Linked DNA regions of Homo sapiens: region 2 is linked to region 1. A link is an interaction called in ENCODE POLR2A ChIA-PET data of the cell type or tissue named here. Cell type or tissue: OCI-LY7. All regions are shown on one strand. Links, peaks and the distances in the headings refer to the core of each region. The heading gives the core; the rest is flanking DNA.

Region 1 (10,500 bases), core at 3,627-6,126:
CTAGGATATCTAGAGGAATCATATATTAATGTTTTATAAACCTTTGAGAGCTGATTGTTAACCCTTATATGATCTTTGTCCTTAAATTGTAAGTGAAAGAAAGAAGGAAATCTTTTCCCTTTTTCATGGGTGTAGGCAGTAAAAATTGATAAAAATTCTAAGAGTGTGAACTTGCTTTAGGGATAAGATTAGGGGAAACAGTGTGATTATCTTTAAAACTTAGAATGGGAGACTCTTGATGGCCTGGAAAGAGAAACAGGAATGGTAATCCTTAGGGCTTCAGAGGGGAGTTAGCCAGGAATGGAAGTTACCTCCCAGGTTCACACTGGCCAAGGTCGCAGGTCCATTCTGTGGTAGATTTACATGTATACTTATACAGATTTTTGACCTGTTAAGGGTTGCCCACATTAATTTCAGAGACAGTAATTCCTAAATTCTTCAATTAAATATAAATGAATGTGTGTTTATTGATCAGTGCAGTTATTAATAGTAAAATATAGTTAAGTTTTTGCTTGCGATTCAGTTAAAATTGTATTGAATGAGAAAAGCAAATTTTAATACAAAGTACGACTATAGGGTGATGAAATAGATATATATTTTTCATCGCAGGAAAAAATACACTGCCATGTGTTGTCTTTTGAAGAGTAATTTGTATGTGAGGTAATACTGTTTATTGGGCGCTATCCTTGTTGAGAAAAGTTTTTTTAACTCATGTTTTTGAACTGTTTTCAAGCTTATTGGCTTTTAAAAATAAGTCACTTCCCCTTTCCCCCAGAATTTTAGCAGGAAAAATTTCAAACATAAAGCAACAGATAAAATAATTTTATAGTAAAGACCCACCATCTAGATTCTACCATTAACTTTATCACATATTTACCCATTTATTCATTATGTTTTTTTTTTTTTTTTTCCCCCGACGGAGTCTTGCTCTGTCCCCCGGCTAGAGTGCAGTGGCGTGATCTCGGCTCACTGCAACCTCTGCCTCCCGTGTTCAAGCAATTCTCCTGCCTCAGCCTCCCGAGTAGCTGGGATTACAGGCATGTGCCACCACACCCAGCTAATTTTTGTATTTTTAGTAGAGACGGGGTTTCACCATGTTGGCCAGGCTGGTCTCGAACTCCTGACCTCATGTGATCCGCCTGCCTCGGCCTCTCAAAGTGCTAGGATTACAGGCATGAGCCACTGTGCCCTGCCTTCATTATCTGTTTTATGTGTATTTTTTATATGAAAAGGAATGTTTTCATTTAGATTTGTTCTTCTGCAACATTTTAAAAAAGATTTCTGTGTAAGGTAATAAGGTGTTTTATAGGGGGCCAAATTGAAGTCATTTAAAACCAAGATGGGTTGGCTAAATGTTGTGTATGTTTTTTTTTTTTCTTGGCCCAATTGAAAATGAAGCTGTTTTCTTTGGAAGGTAGCACACTTTTGAGTTGAAAATGTTATTTTATTATTATTTGCAGCTTTTCAAGTGCATTTGTGTAGTAAGGAGGTTTTTGAGCTTTAGCTATTTTACATGTCTCAGAAATGATGGGGGAGAATTGAGACAAAAAAAAATTTTTTTTTTCCCTTGAGACAAAGTCTGTCTCTGACACCCGGGCTGGAGTGCAGTGGCGCGATCTCGACTCACTGCAACCTCCGCCTCCCAGGTTCAAGCAATTCTGCTTCTGCCTCCTGAGTAGCTGGGACTACAGGCATGTGCCACCACACCCGGCTAATTTTTTGTATTTTTAGTAGAGATGTGGTTGCACCGTGTTAGCCAGGATGGTCTTGAACTCGTGACCTCGTGATCCACCCACTTCGGCCTCCCAAAGTGCTGGGATTACAGGCGTGAGCCACTGTGCCTGGCTGAGAAATTTTTTAAAATGCAGAAAGTTCTCTAGCCACTTTGTGTTTACCACTAGATGTCTCACTAACTTCAGAAAACCTGATAGTTTTTGACCACATGGGAGTAACTTGGCTCTCAAGTTAAATTTTTGGAGAATAATATAATCAGGTTAAGTTGAAACCTATGTATTTTTTTATTAAGGTATTGAACTGGTGTTTTTGTTTACTGTGTTATTTAACAGAAAGGGAACATAAAAGGCTGTGACTTTCCTACTTAATTAAGGATCTGGAAGCCACATTTTGTATGGAAAAAATTGTTTTTCTTTTATTATTTTATTTTTTTATTTCAATAAGTTTTGGGGGAACAGATGGTGTTTGATTACATGAATAAGTACTTTAGTGGTGATTTCTGAGATTCTGGTGGACCCATCACCCAAGCAGTGTACACTGTACCCAGTGTATAGTCTTTTATCCCCTGTTACCCCCACCCTTTCCCCCAGTCCCCATAGTCCAGTATATCATTCTTACGCCTTTGCATCCTCATAGCTTAGCTCCCACATGTGACTGAGAACATACGATGTTAGGTTTTCCATTCTTGAGTTACTTCACTTAGAATAATAGTCTCCAATTTTATCCAGGTTGCTGTGATTATTTCTTTTTAATGGCTGAGTAGTATTCCATGGTGTATGTATGTATATGTGGTGTGTGTGTGTGTATATGTAGGTGTGTATATATATATATACACACACATATAATTATATATAAATATATACATATATAATTATATAATATAAACATATATATACACACACACATATACACACACACACACACCACATTTCTTTACCCACTCGTTGATTGATAGGTGTTTGGGCTGCTTCAGTATTTTTGCAATTGTGAGTTGTGCTGCTACAAACCTGCGTGTGCAAGTATCTTTTTCGTATAATGACTTCTTTCCCTCTGGGTTAATACCTAGTAGTGGGATTGCTAGATCAAACAGTAGATCTACTTTTAGTTCTTTAAGGAATCTCCACACTGTTTTCCGTAGTGGTTGTACTAGTTTACATTACTACCAGCCGTGTAAAAGTGTTCCCTTTTCACTGCATCCATGCCAACATCTGTTATTTTTAAATTTTTTGATTATGGCCATTCTTGCAGGAGTGAGGTGGCATCGCATTATAGTTCTGATTTGCATTTCCCTGATACTTAGTGATGCTGAGCATTTTTCATTATGCTTATTGGCCTATCTTGTTGATATATCTTTTTTTGAGAATTGTCTATTGATGTCCTTAACCCACTTTTTGATGGGATTGTTTGATTTTTTCTTGCTGATTTGTTTGAGTACTTTATAGATTCTGGATATTAGTCCTTTGTCAGCTGTTGTTTTTCTTAATCCTTAATCTTTTTTTCCACTGAGATAGGGTCTTGCTCTGTCAACCAGGTTGGAGTGCAGTGGCATGATCATGGCTCACTGCAGCCTCGGCCTCCCAGGCTCAAGCAATCCTCCCATTTTAGCCTCCTGAGTAGCTGAGACTACAGACGTATGCCACCATGCTTGGCTAACTTTTAAATTATTTTGTGGGGGATGGGGGGTGGTCTTACTATGTTGCCCAGGCTGGTTTCAAACTCCTGGGCTCAAGTGATCCTTTCGCCTCAGCCTCCCAAAGTGCTGAAATTACAGGTGTGAGCTACTGTGTCTGGCCAGTCCTTAATTCTTTTTCATTTTATTTTTTTAAAAAAGCAAGAAACCAGAGAGACTTAATTCTTCAACTAGTTTAATAACACCCAAAGGGAAAGTTTAGAAATGTGATTTTTTTGTTTTTGCTCATAAATACACATTTATATGTTTATTTATTTAAATAGTAGAGTGAAAATAACAAGATAGAGTGAATTCTTCCCAGGAGGAAATCTTCATTTATTGAGGGTGGAGGTAAAAACATTCTTCCATTGAACACATTTATAAATGGTTAGGTGTTACTGAAATACTATGCATAGCACTCAGCTTCAAGAACAATATAGTCAAATAGATTTAATACCCTAACTTACCAAGTTTCTTTGAAACTTAACGCCTAAATTTTGGTCCTCCTTTATTATTTGGAAGCGATAGATCACAGAATCATAGAATTGGGGAACTGATAGGTGATTTGTCTGTCCTTGAAACTTGGCAAATTAGTATCTTAAAAAAATTAGCATTGATACCAACATGCAAAATTTCTCCAGTCACCAACACTTAACGCTGTTTTGTTCTAGTATTTTCAGCTGTCCACAGGAAATCTACTCTATCCCAATGTCTAACACATGAAGTGACATTTTTGTCTCTCTAACATTTTTAGTTCCACCTTTTAAATTTTTGTCAAAAGAATCATTTTCATTATTGCTTTGGGCTGAAAACTGTATTGTCATCTTTGATACAAGTTTCTTATTAATTTGTATTAGATCTTTCAGAATAGCTCTCTTGTCATTTCCTTTCCCTTTCCACATGACTTCCCTCATTCAGGGTCTTTTCATCCTACTGTTGGATAATTACAACAGCTTCATATATGGTCTGCCTCTAGTCTTTCTTTCTCCTAGTGGGCCCTGAATACCACTGATAGAAAAATATGACTGTAGTTACAGCCATGCTCAAGAACCTGAAATGGCTCCCTGTTATCTACCTCAATCAGTCCAAGCCCTGTTGCCCGACTTTTAAGCCTCTCTTACTGGGTCAGTCATATTTCCAATAGTATTTACTTTTACACCTTAGCACAAGCTCTTTGGTTAGACTCTTCAAAGTCTTTTAAATATTGTATTGTCATACCCTCCTTGGTGCTCTTCCTTTTGCTAGGAAAGTCCTCCTTCTCCTGTATGCCCTTTAAAGCAGCAGCCCCCAACCTTCGGCACAGGGACCGGTTTCATGCAAGACAGTTTTTCCAAGGACATGGGGAGCAGGGGATGTGTTGGGATGAAACTGTTCCATCTCAGATCATCAGACTTTAGATTCTCATAAGGAGCGCACAACCTAGATCCCTTGCAAGCGCAGTTCACCATAGGGTTCCAGCTCCTATGAGCATCTAATGCTGCCGCTGATCTGACAGAAGGCGGAGCTCAGGCTGTAATGCTTACTCTCCCACCGCTCACTTCCTGCTTTGTGGTCCGGTTGTAACAGGCCACGAACCTGTACCGGCCCATGGTGCAGAGGTTGGAGACGCCTGCCTTAAAGCCCAGATGAGTTCCCTCCTCCCTCAAAGCCCTTTCTTTACTGTTCAGATTCAAACCTTTTCTCCTGTTTTTCTGAGCTCTTACTTGTACTCACTGTTGGACCACGTAGTAAATAAGAGGTAAAATACAGCATAGTGGTTAAGAGCATGAAGTCGAGAGCCAGACATGGGTTTAGAATCTACACTTTAGATTCTGGCCCTGCCATTTACTACTCTGTGACCTTGGGCTAGTTAATTGACCCCCTTGTGCCTTGGTTTCCTCATCAGTAAAATAGGGATAATAACAGTGTTTACCTCGTAGGGTTATTGTAAGGATTAAGGATAAATGTATTTAGAATAGTACCTAACATAGTGATATAAGTGTTTGCGTTACAATCAGTATCACTAAGCACTTGTTTATTCTCAGGTATTTTTGGTTTTGTTTTTCATGTATAGTATTTTTATTTTTCCAATTAGATAGTAAGCTCTTTTAAGGCAGAGTGTTACATCTTTTGTTTCAGTCTGATTTTTCCTGGTAGTTATTCAGCAAAACTCATTTGCTAATTTGATTTCTCTGTAGCCTGTGTTCCTGTATAAAAACCTTTAATAAGCTTTTTCTTTAAATGAGCTACTGAGGGAGACATTTGGAAAGAAAAAGCCATGAATGGTTACAAGAATTCATGTAACCATTCATGACCCCATTCCTCGGGTCAGAGGGCTGGTAACAACCTATTAAAAACTTCCACATTATGAGGTAACCTCTAGATTTTGGTAGTTTAAACTGGGACTATTTTGAGACAGAAACGAGAAAAAATATAGTTTTGGTATTTAATGTAGAAGTAACTTTAGTCTTTTTTTTTAAAAAATGGACTATTCATTTATAGCTAAATGTTAAACTTTTTTAAAAGAATGGAATAATCTTTTGTAGCAAATGGAATGCTTGTATAATTAATCTTCTATCTTAAATGTCAAATTATTAATTTTAGAAAATCTTTTTTCACAGGACTTCCTGATCCATTTGCTAAGGTGGTGGTTGATGGATCTGGGCAATGCCATTCTACAGATACTGTGAAGAATACGCTTGATCCAAAGTGGAATCAGCATTATGACCTGTAGGTTTCAACAATTAGTTTGAAATGGAACATATCATTAAATTATTTGATATAGTCTTTGAAAATAATCATGGGAAATGATCTGGGTTTCATCTGTGGTATAATTTGGTCATCACAAAAGGGGTAAAGAAAAGCCCAGTGGGAATGTGCTTTGGCTTATAGACAGGTTTTGAAAGATGAGGTATCTCTAAAATTCTATGAAGAAGAAAATGAAACTGGCTCACAGTAGAGCAATCCCCCACCTCTTTTTTCAATTAAATAAAGGTATTAATTCACCACTTTAGACCAATTATAAAACCAGAAATAAGGATTTGGGTTGCACTGAATAGGCTTCTTTTTGCCTTTATATGGATGGTTTCTTTCTTTTAAATTTTATTTTAAACCATTGGAGTATATGCACCTTTTTAAAAAGGCAAATGATACAATAAAGCTTTTACTGGAAAACAGCAAGTTCCCTGCTCCATTCTCATTCCTGATTCCCATCCTCAAGGCAACTGCTTTAATAACTTTGGCTGTTTATTCTGGTATTTTCATCTGTTTCTAGATATGTATTTTATTTTATAGCATCACAGTTTTCTTTTTTTAGTTTTAGGTAATTTTTTTTTTTTTTTGAGACAGTCTTGCTCTGTCACCCAGGTTGGAGTGCAGTGGCACCATCTCGGCTCACTGCAATCTCTGTCTCCTGAGTTCAAGCATTTCTCCTGTCTCAGCCTCCCGAGTAGCTGGGACTACAGGTGCCCACCACCACATTCAGCTAATTTTTGTATTTTTAGTAGAGATGGGATTTCACCATGTTGGCCAGGCTGGTCTCGAACTCCTGACCTCAAGTGATCCGCCTGCCTCGGTCTCCCAAAGTGCCGGGATTACAGACATGAGCCACTGCGCCCAGCCTAGTTTTAGGTATTTTTGAATTTCCTACCTAGAAGATGATTCGGCTTTATTTTTTATTATTAAAAATTCTTTTAAAATTAGAAACAGTCTCACTCTATTGCTCAGGCCAGAGTGCAGTGGCATAATCATAGCTCAGTGTAGCCTCTAACTCCTGGACTCAACTGATCCTCCCACCTCACCCTCCTCAGTAGCTGGAACTACAGGTGCATGCCACCATGCCCAGCTAATTTTTTTTTTAAGGTAATTTTTTGTAGAGATGGGGTCTTGCTATATTGCCCAGTCTGGTCTTGAATTCCTGGGCTCAAGATTCTCCCTCCTTGGCCTCCCAAAGTATTTGGATTACAAGCGTGGGCTGTGATGCCCAGCCCAGTGGTTCAGCTTTTAAAATTGGTATTCAGCATCCCCATTCTCATGACACAAGCCTCTTCCTTTCTTTAGTCTTCCAATATAATTATATGAACCTTTTTGGTTAAACCATTGTTCCATGTTTACATTATTATGATTATGTAAATATCCATAGTTGGGTCACAGGGGTACAAGAATTACATTTTCTTTCTTGACAACTTTTGTTTTTTCTGAAGTTAGTAGCTACTTTTCCCATTTGTTTAGTTATCTATTTATCTCCTAGATAGAAATGAGAAGTTATATGTCATAATCCTCAGACTCTCCTATAGAACTAAAGATCTTTTCTCCATATATTCAGTTCTGTCAGTATTCCATTGGCTTTTTTTCTTCTTGGAGATAACCCTCCTGGGAGTCTGTGTTCTCTTTCTTTAGTCTTGTGTGATGGTTCTCTAAGACCCACTGCGCAGTTGTCCTGGGACTTGCCTTTATTGTTATGTTGGCAATTTCCTTTGTCTCTTCTAGGTTTAGTGACTTCCTTTTTTTTTTTTTTTTTTTTTTTTGTTTACTCTCCTGTTTCGGTGAACTTTATCTTCCATTGTCATTTTGAGAAATAATACAAAGATGGGAAGAAAGTTGAGATCTTATCAGAAGATATACTTTGACTTCTTATCTTTTGATATGGTTTGAATATAGGCTTCTAGGTGAAATATCACTTTACCTCCAAATGTTGAATACATTGCTCCATTATCTTCTAGGTTTAGATCCATACTGTTGAGTAGAAATATAATGTAAGGCACAGATGGGAGCTCATCTATAATTTTAAATTTCCTAGCATCCACGTTAAGATAAGTAAAAAGAAACAGATGACATTAAGCATAATAAACTGGGCATAGTGGCTTGCACCTGTAATCCAGCTACAACATAACGAGACCCTGTTTCTTAAAATGAAGCATAATAATATATTTTATTTAATTCAGTATATCAAAAATACTTTCAACATGTCAGTATAAAAATATTGAGCTACTTACACATATATGTATATATACATATTTACTATGTCTCTAAAAAATCAGCGGTTTTCTCATTTTATGTTAAGAAAAAAAAAAATCAGTGGTTTATTTTGCAGCTTGCCTCAATTTGGACTAGCCACACTTGAAGTCCTCAAGGGTCTCGTGGTTGGTGGGTACCATTTTGGAAATTGTAGGTTTAGAGTATTGCTGATGGCATCCTGATTTTGATCTTTCATGACTGTTGTTTTCCACTGGAAGTTTCTTTATTCCTCTGTCACTGTTATTTTCTTTTAAAAAAAATTGTGGCCACCCTAGTGGGTATGAAGTTGTATCTGGTCATGGTTTTGAGGTGCATCATGACTAATGATGTTGAACATCTTTCTTGTACTTATTAGGTTTTATCTTACAATTAATATTAATTGGCTGTCAGAAGCATCTCTTATGATTGTTTCCAAAGTCATTTTACAAAACCCTTGCCTTTAATTGGCTAAGTATACAAACAAAATCTAATAATTAAATTTTAGCCCAAAATCCTGAGTACATATTTTGGTCTATATGGTAACATTGTATTCACCTATAGAGGTGTCCCTCTCTCCCTTTCAACAAAACATCCTGAAACTTGTTTATAAATCATGTATTTGTTAGTAAGTCAAAGTTTTAATAGAAGCTAATAGAGCCCTCTATTTAACTTTCAATTGCAAAAGGAATTTACTGTTTTTGTTGCCATGTATGTTATATTACATGAGGTTTCATTAAAGTGAGAGCATGTACTTCTCTATGTATAAGAAAAGGTAATATTTTGGATTCATTTCTGGCCCAGGAATATTTGGACAGAATGTTTGTGACATGTACGCTTAAGTAATACAATATATTTCATAATTTTTAGTAATTCAGAGTTAGGCTATCTTCCAGAAGGTCTATAATTAGCAATTTCTTATTATGATTTAATGTAGAGCTTCCCAACCTTTTCATATCATGGTACACATAAAAAATATGGCACATTGGACTACACAGATGAAGTTGCTTAAGCCAGTGGTGCGTTGCCCTGAGGACTGAGGTAATCAATATATGTATTTCAGCATACCTGTAAACCAGGCTTACTAGTTGGACAACTGGTTTAACGTAACTTTTTTTTTTCTTTTTTTGAGACGGAGTTTTGCTCTTGTTGCCCAGGCTGGAGTGCAGTGACGCAATCTAGGCTCACCACAACCTCCGCCTCCCGGGTTCAAGTGATTCTCCTGCCTCAGCCTCCCAAGTAGCTGGGATTGCAGGTGCATGCCACCGTGCCTGGCTAAGTTTTTTTGTATTTTTAGTAGAGACAGGGTTTCTCCATGTTGGTCAGGCTGGTCTCGAACTCCTGTCCTCTGGTGATCTGCCTGCCTCGGCCTCCTAAAGTGCTAGAATTACAGGCGTGAGCCACCGCGCCCGGCCTAATGTAACTTTTTAAAAAATGTTCAGCTTGGGTAATTCAGCTACTTAATACTTGATTCTGGCTCTGGAATTACATGCCAGTAGATACATGCCAAGATAGAACTGGTAGGTGTATTCGAAAATTGGTACATGCATACTGAACAATATTTTAATTCAGATTTTTTCATTTGCAAGCAACAGAGACCAAATTCAAATTGGCTTAATTTTTTAAAAGGGAATGTACTGATTTGCATAATTAAAAGCCTGGGGTGGGCATTTTTTAGGCACAGCTGGATCCCGGGGCTCAAGTGTACCTTCCATGTCACTTATTTAAAAGCTTTAGTCCTTACTTAAATGGTTTAGGCTTTTCTGTATACTAGGTGAATTTTTCTGATATTGTAATTTATTGAATGATACTTTAAGATCAAGGTTGCTGGACCAAAAATTTGACCTCTTATTGTCATTGAAATAGAGCTAGGATTCTACTGACATGTTATTTTATTATCTTTTTGCATGGGTTGATGCCATGTTAACAATTGGCTGTGGTAGAGCTTTTACATACTTACAGGCATATGCACAGACAAGTACAGTAACGCTTTTCCCTGCTCTGCTTGTCTGCAGGCAGTGAAGTGAAATCTGCAAGAGTCCTGCTCGCTCAAGGCCTGCATACAGGAAAGAAGCAGGGGAAAAGCGTTACAAACAGCTTTTGTTCTACAGCATTTTAAAATATAA
Region 2 (8,299 bases), core at 1,072-3,571, 360 kb after region 1:
AAGAACATAACTGCTTAATTGCAGGTAATAACAGAAAAAACTTGGAAATAAACATCCCATTATTTGACCTCCAAGGCAGAAGACTGGCACCAAGGAAATGGCAGCTTCGTCCCTTTCCTGTCTTGGGCATTGGTAAAAGGAGTTGTCTAGACATGTTTGATTTCTGTTTCAGCCCTTATTAGTAGTTATGCCATGGCAAATTATTCAATTTCTCTGACTCAGTTTCCTTATTCAGAAAATGGAAGCATAATTCTTGCCTCATAGGGCCATGAAGATTAAATGAGGGGTGTCTTGAAGTGTCTGGGACATAAATCTTCAATAAAAGCTAATTCCTTTTTTTTACAGTTATCTCAAACCTTTTAGTGAATTGGTGCTTATCAGTGAGCTTTTTAGGTGATGCAAAGACCCTGCTTTGCTCATTTTAAGGAACAGTTATTTTTCTTTCTCCATTTTGAAGTTTCTTGTTTGCTGCCTGGTTGATATGGTTTGGCTGTGTCCCCACCCATATCTCATCTTGAATTGTAGTTCCCATAATCCCCACATGTCATGGGAGGGACCTGGTGGGAGGTAATTGAACCATGGGGGTGGTTACCCTCATGCTGTTCTTGTGATAGTGAGTGAGTTCTCACAAGAGCTGATGGTTTTATAAGGGGCTTCCCCCTTCGCTTGGCACTCATTCTCTCTCCTGTTACCCTGTGAAGAGGTGTCTCCTGCCGTGATTGTAAGTTTCCCGAGGCCTCCCGGCCATGTGAAACTGTGAGTCAATTAAACCTCTTTTCTTTATAAATTACCAAGTCTTGGGTATTCCTTCAAAGCAGCATGAGAACAGACTAATACATTGGTTTAAATTAGAATGCCAAAATTTAAATAATTTTTATCTTGAATAGTAGATGGAATTAACTTTCTCTTGAAAGATATATTTTAAAAAATTGAACTTACACAGACAGTTTTGAAATGGTCTTATTTTAGTTTTATTTATTTATTTATTTTGAGACAGAGTCTCACAGTGTCGCCCAGGCTGGAGTGCAATGGCACAATCTCGGCTCACTGCAACCTCCACCTCCAGGGTCAAGCGATTCTCTTGCCTCAGCTTCCTGAGTAGCTGGGATTATAGGCGCCCACCACCATGCCCAGCTAATTTTTGTGTTTTTAGTAGAGACGGGGTTTCACCATGTTGGCCAGGCTGGTCTCGAACTCCTGACATCGTGATTCTCCCACCTCGGCCTCCCAAAGTCTCAGGATTACAGGCATGAACCACCGCGCCTGGCTGAAATTGTTTTTATTATAGATGTTGCTTGTGCAGTTTTGTTAGAAGTTCGTGACTTTTAACAGTGATGAAAATACTTCGTCATTCAACAGGTTATTTTTCTGCTGGTTGTAGGTTATTTGTAAGGAACTGTTAGTCTCCTATCTGGGTGGACATGTAATAGTATCAGTTACTGAACCAGAACTTTAAACACCTTTCTGATACTCACACTGGGAGGTCACCAAGTATCTCAGAATAAAATGTCCCAAACTGAACCTACCATGTTCCCAGAAACCCAGCCCTTCTCAAATTCCCAGACTTGGTGAATGGGAGCCTGTCCTTGCAGTCTTGTAGCCCAAAACCTAGGGCTTAAGAACACCTTCTTCCTTACTCCCATATGCAACCCATCAAGTTCCATGCATTTCATCTCCTAATCTCAAATCCCTTCACCCATCTCCACAGCCACCCCGCTAGTCCGGGCTGCCATTGTCTCTCACTTAAAATGTTGTTATTGTCTAACTGACCTTCCTGAACCCTTTCTTGCCTCTTTCCAGTTTATTTTCCACACTACAGCCAGAAAAAGCTTTTCAAAATACGCATCTGGTCACCTGCATACCTGTCTCCAGACCACATACAATAAGCCTTCACTTGTTCCTCCTTTCCCTTAGGAAAAAAACTAGATCCTCAATGTGGCCTTCAAGGCACTGCATGACCCAGCCCCTGCCGCACTCCTGTCTCATACTGTGTGTATAATACTCACCCCCGAGAAGCTGCTTCAGATTCCCCCATGAGGCTCTGCGCCTGCCTCAGGCCCTTACTCTTACCCTTCTTGTTTCTGGAATGCCCACGCTGCCATCACTTAGCCAGCTCGACTCATCCTGGAGATGTCAGCCCAATGCCCACTTGTTCAGGGGGCCCTTCTGTGATTAATATTCAAAACGGATCAGGTTTCCCTGCTGACTGTGATCTCTTGGTGCCCTTCACATCACTTCCTAGTTCTTGCATTGATTATGTGATTGTCTCGCTCCTCACCCCTCTCTAAGCTCCCTGAGGTCAATCTGAGTACTGCACCACTTTGCAAATTATAAGACAGGAAACAAGTAAGTCCGGAATATTCAATCATTGCCTTCACTCTCAGAGCTCAAATTCCACGTGTCCAACTGTCAAGATTTGGCTTACATTAAAATGTTTATGCAAACAGACATTTAACAGTGAATAAATTGTGAAATTAAGAGAGCCATAGATCTATAGCTAACTCCAAATGTTTGTGTGCATAATAAATTGAGGGAAAAATAAGAGTTTATCTTTAACTAGGTGTTATTCTTAAATTAATTCCTGTATTGTAGTGTAATCATCCCTCGGTATCCATAGGAGATTAGTTCTAGGATCCCTGATAGATACCAAAATCAGAGAATGCTCAAGTCGCTTGTATAAAGTGGTGTTATATTTGCATATAACTTATGCACATCCTCCCATATACTTTATTTTTAAATTAATTAATTTTTTGAGACAGGGTCTTACTCTGTCGCTCAGGCTGGAGTGCAGTGTCAACCTGGGCTCAGGTGATCCTCCCCACTCAGCCTCCAGGTAGCTGGGACTACAGGCGTGAGCCATCACACCCAGCTAATTTTTAAAACTTTTTGTAGAGACGGGGTCTCACCGTGTTGCTCAGGCTGGTCTCAAATTCCTGGGGCTCAAGCGATCCTCCTGCCTTAGCCTCCCAAAGTGCTGGGATTACACTGGGCCCAGCCCTCATATATACTTTAAATAATCTCTAGATTACCTGTAATATCTAATAAGATGTGAATACTATGTAAATAGCTGTTATATTGTGTATTGTTTTTAAAATTTTTATTTTTTTTTAGTTGTATTTTTTTTTCCCCGAATATTTTCGATCTGTAGTTGGTTGAATCTGCGGATGTGGAACCTGTGGGTATGGAGAGCCGGCTGTACCTTAAGCTATTTAGATTGCTATTTCAAGGAGGAGTTTACATAGGGAAAAATCTGTGTTGCAGGTGCCCAAGGTGGCCAGTGTAAAGGGGAAGACAGAGTCATCAACAAAGTCACCAGGTAACAGTAATATGGATGAACATTTGCTACAGGTGGAATTTCATAGGAAAGCTCATCTGATATAGCTTGTTTGTGTCTCGGTAAAGTCCTAGGCTAATGTAACCAACTTCCCTAAAGATGGAAATATATTCCCATAGCACTCAAAAAGGGATGTGCAGAATTTGGGAGTTTTTATGATTTTAGTACTTGTAGTAGAACATTTACTTATGTATAGCAATGAATTAGAGGAGCAGAATAGGATGGGTCATACTCAGGGATGACCTAGGCCTGCTGGTTTCTTTTTGCTGTAAACTGTGGTTTACTTTTTGTAAGAAAGTCTTCACAGTATGGAACATATATCCCTAATAGGCAGCTTTTTACCCCAAACAAGTTTTGAGGGGCCTATCACAATAGACAAAAGCGCTTTATAGCCTGGTCTGTGAATTACTGTGACTTTTTAAAAGCACCTTTCAGTGCTTGCCTGAGTTGTCATTACACTCAAGGTCCCCCAGAATTGATGTTCCCCCTGGGTAGATAGGGTGAAAGTCTTTGTCTTTCCAGTGATGTGCTCAGTAAGTACTGAGTGGATGGAACACTTTCTTGGAGCACAGAGCACCTGCAGAAAGCTTCTGTTGGCTCCAGATTGGTTTGTCAACGGAAGCATCCGCATGAGGCAGTGCCACACAGTGGTTAAGAGGATGGCCTTGGAACCTGAGTCCTAGCTCTGCTAGTTAGTAGCTTTGTTACCTTGGTGAGTTGCCTAAACCACTTTCTTTTTCCTCGTGTATTAAATGTGGAAATGATGATAGTACCTACCTGGCAGAATTGTGAGGCTTAGATGAGATAGTGTTATAATGTTGGTAAAGTGATTAGCTAGAGGGCTGGCAGTCATAAACGTTGATTGTTGTTCTTGTTGGTTCAGGGTCCCTCTGATACATCTTCACAGATCAGGACTGCGTTTGACTTGGATCTCTATGGCCCTTTTTTCCAAGAATTCCTGCCACTTTACTGGACTGGGTCATGCGCTGCCCAGTACCTAAAGGTGTTCTTTAACCACAGAAATTAAAATGGCAATCATAATGTTTTTGGAGGAAAAAAAAAATACCTGTATTTTCTGAAGAAATAAATAACCATTGTATCTTTGTATTTAAATAGAGTAACTGCCAAATCAATAGGATATTTTGAGAACAAGTGGTAATATTTCTTGGTGTCATTTACTCCATCATAAAGATCCATGGGGAGAGAGCAGTGTGGTTAATTATGATGTTCCTGTGCTGTCACTGCCTAAATTGACAGTGTATGAAGTGCCGTCCCATTTATTCTTTCTCCCAACAAGCTGAGGGGTGGGGTTTTACCATCATGGTCCTCATTCGACAGATCCAGACCCAGTGAGGCTGCTCCTGAGCTGGTGTTTTTTCCAGTTAGCCTCAGCTGTCAGCTGCGCCATGGAGGATGATTTTGGGTGTTGAGTTATCTGGGTGGTATTTAATGGGCTCCTAATTGCACATGGATGGCCAGAAAGTTCTGCTCCTGTTTTGGCGTTTTGCTTTGGCAGACAGTGCTCTCTGAGGACTCACATAAGCTGGAAGAAAAAAACCCAACAACAAACTCAACGCTAATCATCTGGAAAGACAGGATACTGCTGTTAGGCAGATATTGGACCTGTGAACAGAAAAACATCAAGATCACAATTTTACAGCGTTTGTTTCTTTGAAATGTCAAATGGAGCCCCAATACAGCCATCAGGTTTATAGCACCTCCAGAATTAGATTAGACGGTGTGGTTCCATGCTGTGTACTTGTATTTCTGGTTATGAAATGCTCCTTGTGCTTATTTTCCCCAATCTGCTGAGAAACACTTTTTTCTTGTTCCTTTATGCATTCACGTTTCTTTTTTATTCCACTTGCCTTTTTTCCTTACCCCTTATTTCTGCCTTCTGCTCTGCTTTTGGCCTTTAGACAGCAATGGAACAGACCTTCAGGAATGGGCGTCCATGGAGGCCCTGGCGGGGGCCAGCTCTGTACCTAGGATCTGAGTTGGGGGGTTAGGACCACGTCCCAGGAGGTAAGGCCACAACTCAAGGGCAAACAGTACAGGCATGTGTAGTGAAGATCAGGAGCAGGACATGGTCTCACTGTGCCCTGTGTCTATGGAAGCAGCTGCCCATTTCTGATTCTTCAGATATTTTAAATGAGTTCATTGACCTTGATAGAGACTTGCCCTTCTTTGATGTAGTTACACAGCAATAGCCTGTTAGAAAGCACTTGCCTCTAACATGGTGCCTTGCAAGGTAGGTGTAGACTATATTAACTAGTTATTGGTGCCAGGGAATAACTGGTACTATATCTCCACCTGAATTCCTCGTGATTCCATTGTCTCTTTCTGGGTATGCATGTGTTTTTGTTTGTTTGTTTGTTTTTTGAGATGGAGTCTCACTCTGTCACCCAGGCTGGAGTGCAGTGGTGCGATCTTGGCTCACTGCAACCTCCACCCTCCAAGTTCAAGCGATTCTCCTGCCTCAGCCTCCCAAGTAGCTGGGATTACAGGCGCCTGCCACCGCGCCTGGCTAATTTTTTGTATTTTTAGTAGAGATGGGGTTTTACCATCTTGGCCAGGCTGGTCTTGAACTCCTGACCTCGTGATCCACCCACCTTGGCCTCCCAAAGTGCTGGGATTACAGGCGCGAGCCACCACACCAGGCCGCATGTGTGTTTTTAAAGTGTAATGCATTCCTAATGGTCCAAGTTGTTTTACACCAGTGAATCTCAGTTCCAGGGTGGGCCCCGGGGCAGGGTATGTGTGTGTGTTTGGGGGTGGGGTAGTTGTGTGTGTGGTTGTGCACATATAGGCTTATGATGACTGGGGAATTAAAAAAATGTCTTCCAATCCATCAGTTGTGAAACTCCACAATCATGATAAGCCTCAAGATGGATAGGGGTGAGCTGGGTCATTTGTGTGTTGAAGATGTTGCCTAGGATTTTCTGGTACACTAACCCTTCCCTCAATCCCAAATGCCTCTGCCTTTTTAGAACTGTGATTAAGAAGGTAATGATTAGGGATGATCAGTTGTCTCACCAGCAGTCTGTTAGGTGGAGCTGACCTGGGCTCATGCCATCTGCAAAGGAACCCATGGGAACCAGGGACCATTTTCAGCATTTGAAAAGGCTTAACAGAAACTATGCTTTTACCCAGGATGAACATACAAAAGCTACCCAAACCATCAAGTTTCCTTGCTTTTGTTTGGAATTGCAACCCTGTATGGAAGGTTTCATGCTGACTCCACGTTCTGATTGGCTGTGGATGACATAATAGGAGTTTCTGACACAGGATTGGTCTAACTGTAGATATTGTTACTGGAGCTGGTACCAGGTCTCACTTCCCACTACCTTTAGAATGAGGTTGACCTTGAATGTGAGTGCCCTTGACTATGGAAATGAAGCCACTGATTGTTTCTTGCTTGCTCAGCTATGCTTATTATCACACCTGTGGCAGTGACTTGATTTTTATAATGTCATTATGAACCCCTTATAAATATGGATTGTTGATTAAAATTTGGATCAGTATTGAAATGGAAGAATAATACACAGAATTAATCAGTTTACTGGTAAACAATGTAAGAATATTGAAAAACATGTGGCCAACATGGGGAGGGGACAGAAAAAAAAGAGGTTGATGAAACTACAGATCTTATCCACAGCTCTCATTTAAAAAAGATCCTTTTTCATCAGCTTTTCACTGAAATCAAACACCAATAACTCTTTCACCACGAAACACCAACTATTAATACTTAGTCTCTATAAGCCTCCTAGGATCCTGTTGTGTTCATTTACCTAGGTGATGTACATCATCCTAAATTCTGCCTTTTCATTTTGTATTACGATGTATATGTACAGTACATATTTTTACATTGTCATTGTGTCATTCTTAATGGTCACAGCTGCCTGAACTAAACCTAAAGTCAGACAGTCAGGACAGTCCAGTGCTGGTGATTAGAGAAGGCTGGAAACAAGCTGTCTGATCCCGGATAACATGCCGGTGAGTCCACAGGCTGAGTCGGCACGGATAAAAAGATGTGCTCACACCTGCTGTGGATGCTGATTATAGTAGCTTACATATGTTAAGTGTTATTTCTTAATTCTCCCAGCAGCCCCTATGAGATAGGCACTATTATCTGCATTATATGTAAGGAAAAAGAGGCCTTTTGCCGTAACTTGTCCAGGGTGACACACTGATAAGAGGTGGAACTGGAATCCAAAGCTGGGTCTGTTTAATTTCAGAGTTTGAGTTCTTAACCAGGTTTTCTGTGCAATTGTGTTGCACCCCAGGACCTATTCAGTTCTCACCTCCCTTCAGAATCTAACCACCTTCCACCTTAATAATGACAAACACATCTATTAATATGCATTAAAGTGACAGAAGCTTAATACTGAAACAAGATAGAGTGGATGTTGCTGGCGAACAGGAACCCCAGAGACGGTCCTGTCCACATGAGGCTGTGTTAGTTTTCCTAGAGCAGAGTGGTGTGAAGGGCCAGCCTGCATTCAGTCTCTCCTTTGGTTCCGTCCTTTAGTCAGCCTCAGAGTTTTTCAGACTTGAATGGGCACAACAGTGACCACACAGGGTTGCCTGAAGCACATATATGGTACTTGGTGGGAGACTCAAGATTCTTAGTGAGGCTGAGAAGTGGTGCTTGGGTGATGTTTGTACAGAGTAAGAACTAATGAAGCACTGGGATAGAGAGCCCCATGAAGTTCAACCCCATCACAGCCTGAGCAGGAGCAGCCTCACAGTCACCTTCTGTACTGTTTGGCAGTAGGTGGGGGAAAGATAGGGGCTGCTGAGGAGGCCAAGTTGATGCCTGTCCTCTGGTGCCTGAGCACATGCAGGTGCGGCTGATCTGCAGCTCATTCTCATAGGTTGGAAACTCTCCACCTAATGGCCAGCACACATAAGGGATGTTTCTACAGCTGGGCTGAGCAAGACAAGTCTGGAAAGTCTAGAAGT

What was found. Peaks named below come from ENCODE experiments on the same cell type or tissue, not always from the same donor. Only the 100,000 strongest peaks of a DNase experiment are listed, where the experiment ranks them.
Region 2: POLR2A ChIA-PET joins it to region 1 with 6 read pairs; 2 of 35 experiments call an interaction of 5 or more read pairs at or near these places.

What each region holds. Positions count from the first base shown.
Region 1 is chr17:64,593,994-64,604,493 of GRCh38, reverse strand. It overlaps SMURF2 (SMAD specific E3 ubiquitin protein ligase 2), which reads left to right. Exons shown (of 19, transcript NM_022739.4): 3 at 6,004-6,112. Among named protein-coding and RNA genes, the nearest start is that of SMURF2, 63 kb to the left of the region's middle. RefSeq lists a silencer at 1,885-1,934. In OCI-LY7, for the core only: no CTCF peak of the experiment used is centred there; a DNase peak (open chromatin) is centred at 4,933.
Region 2 is chr17:64,230,990-64,239,288 of GRCh38, reverse strand. All of the region lies in intron 1 of TEX2 (testis expressed 2), which reads left to right. Among named protein-coding and RNA genes, the nearest start is that of TEX2, 28 kb to the left of the region's middle. In OCI-LY7, for the core only: CTCF peaks have their summits at 2,077 and 2,281; no DNase peak of the experiment used is centred there.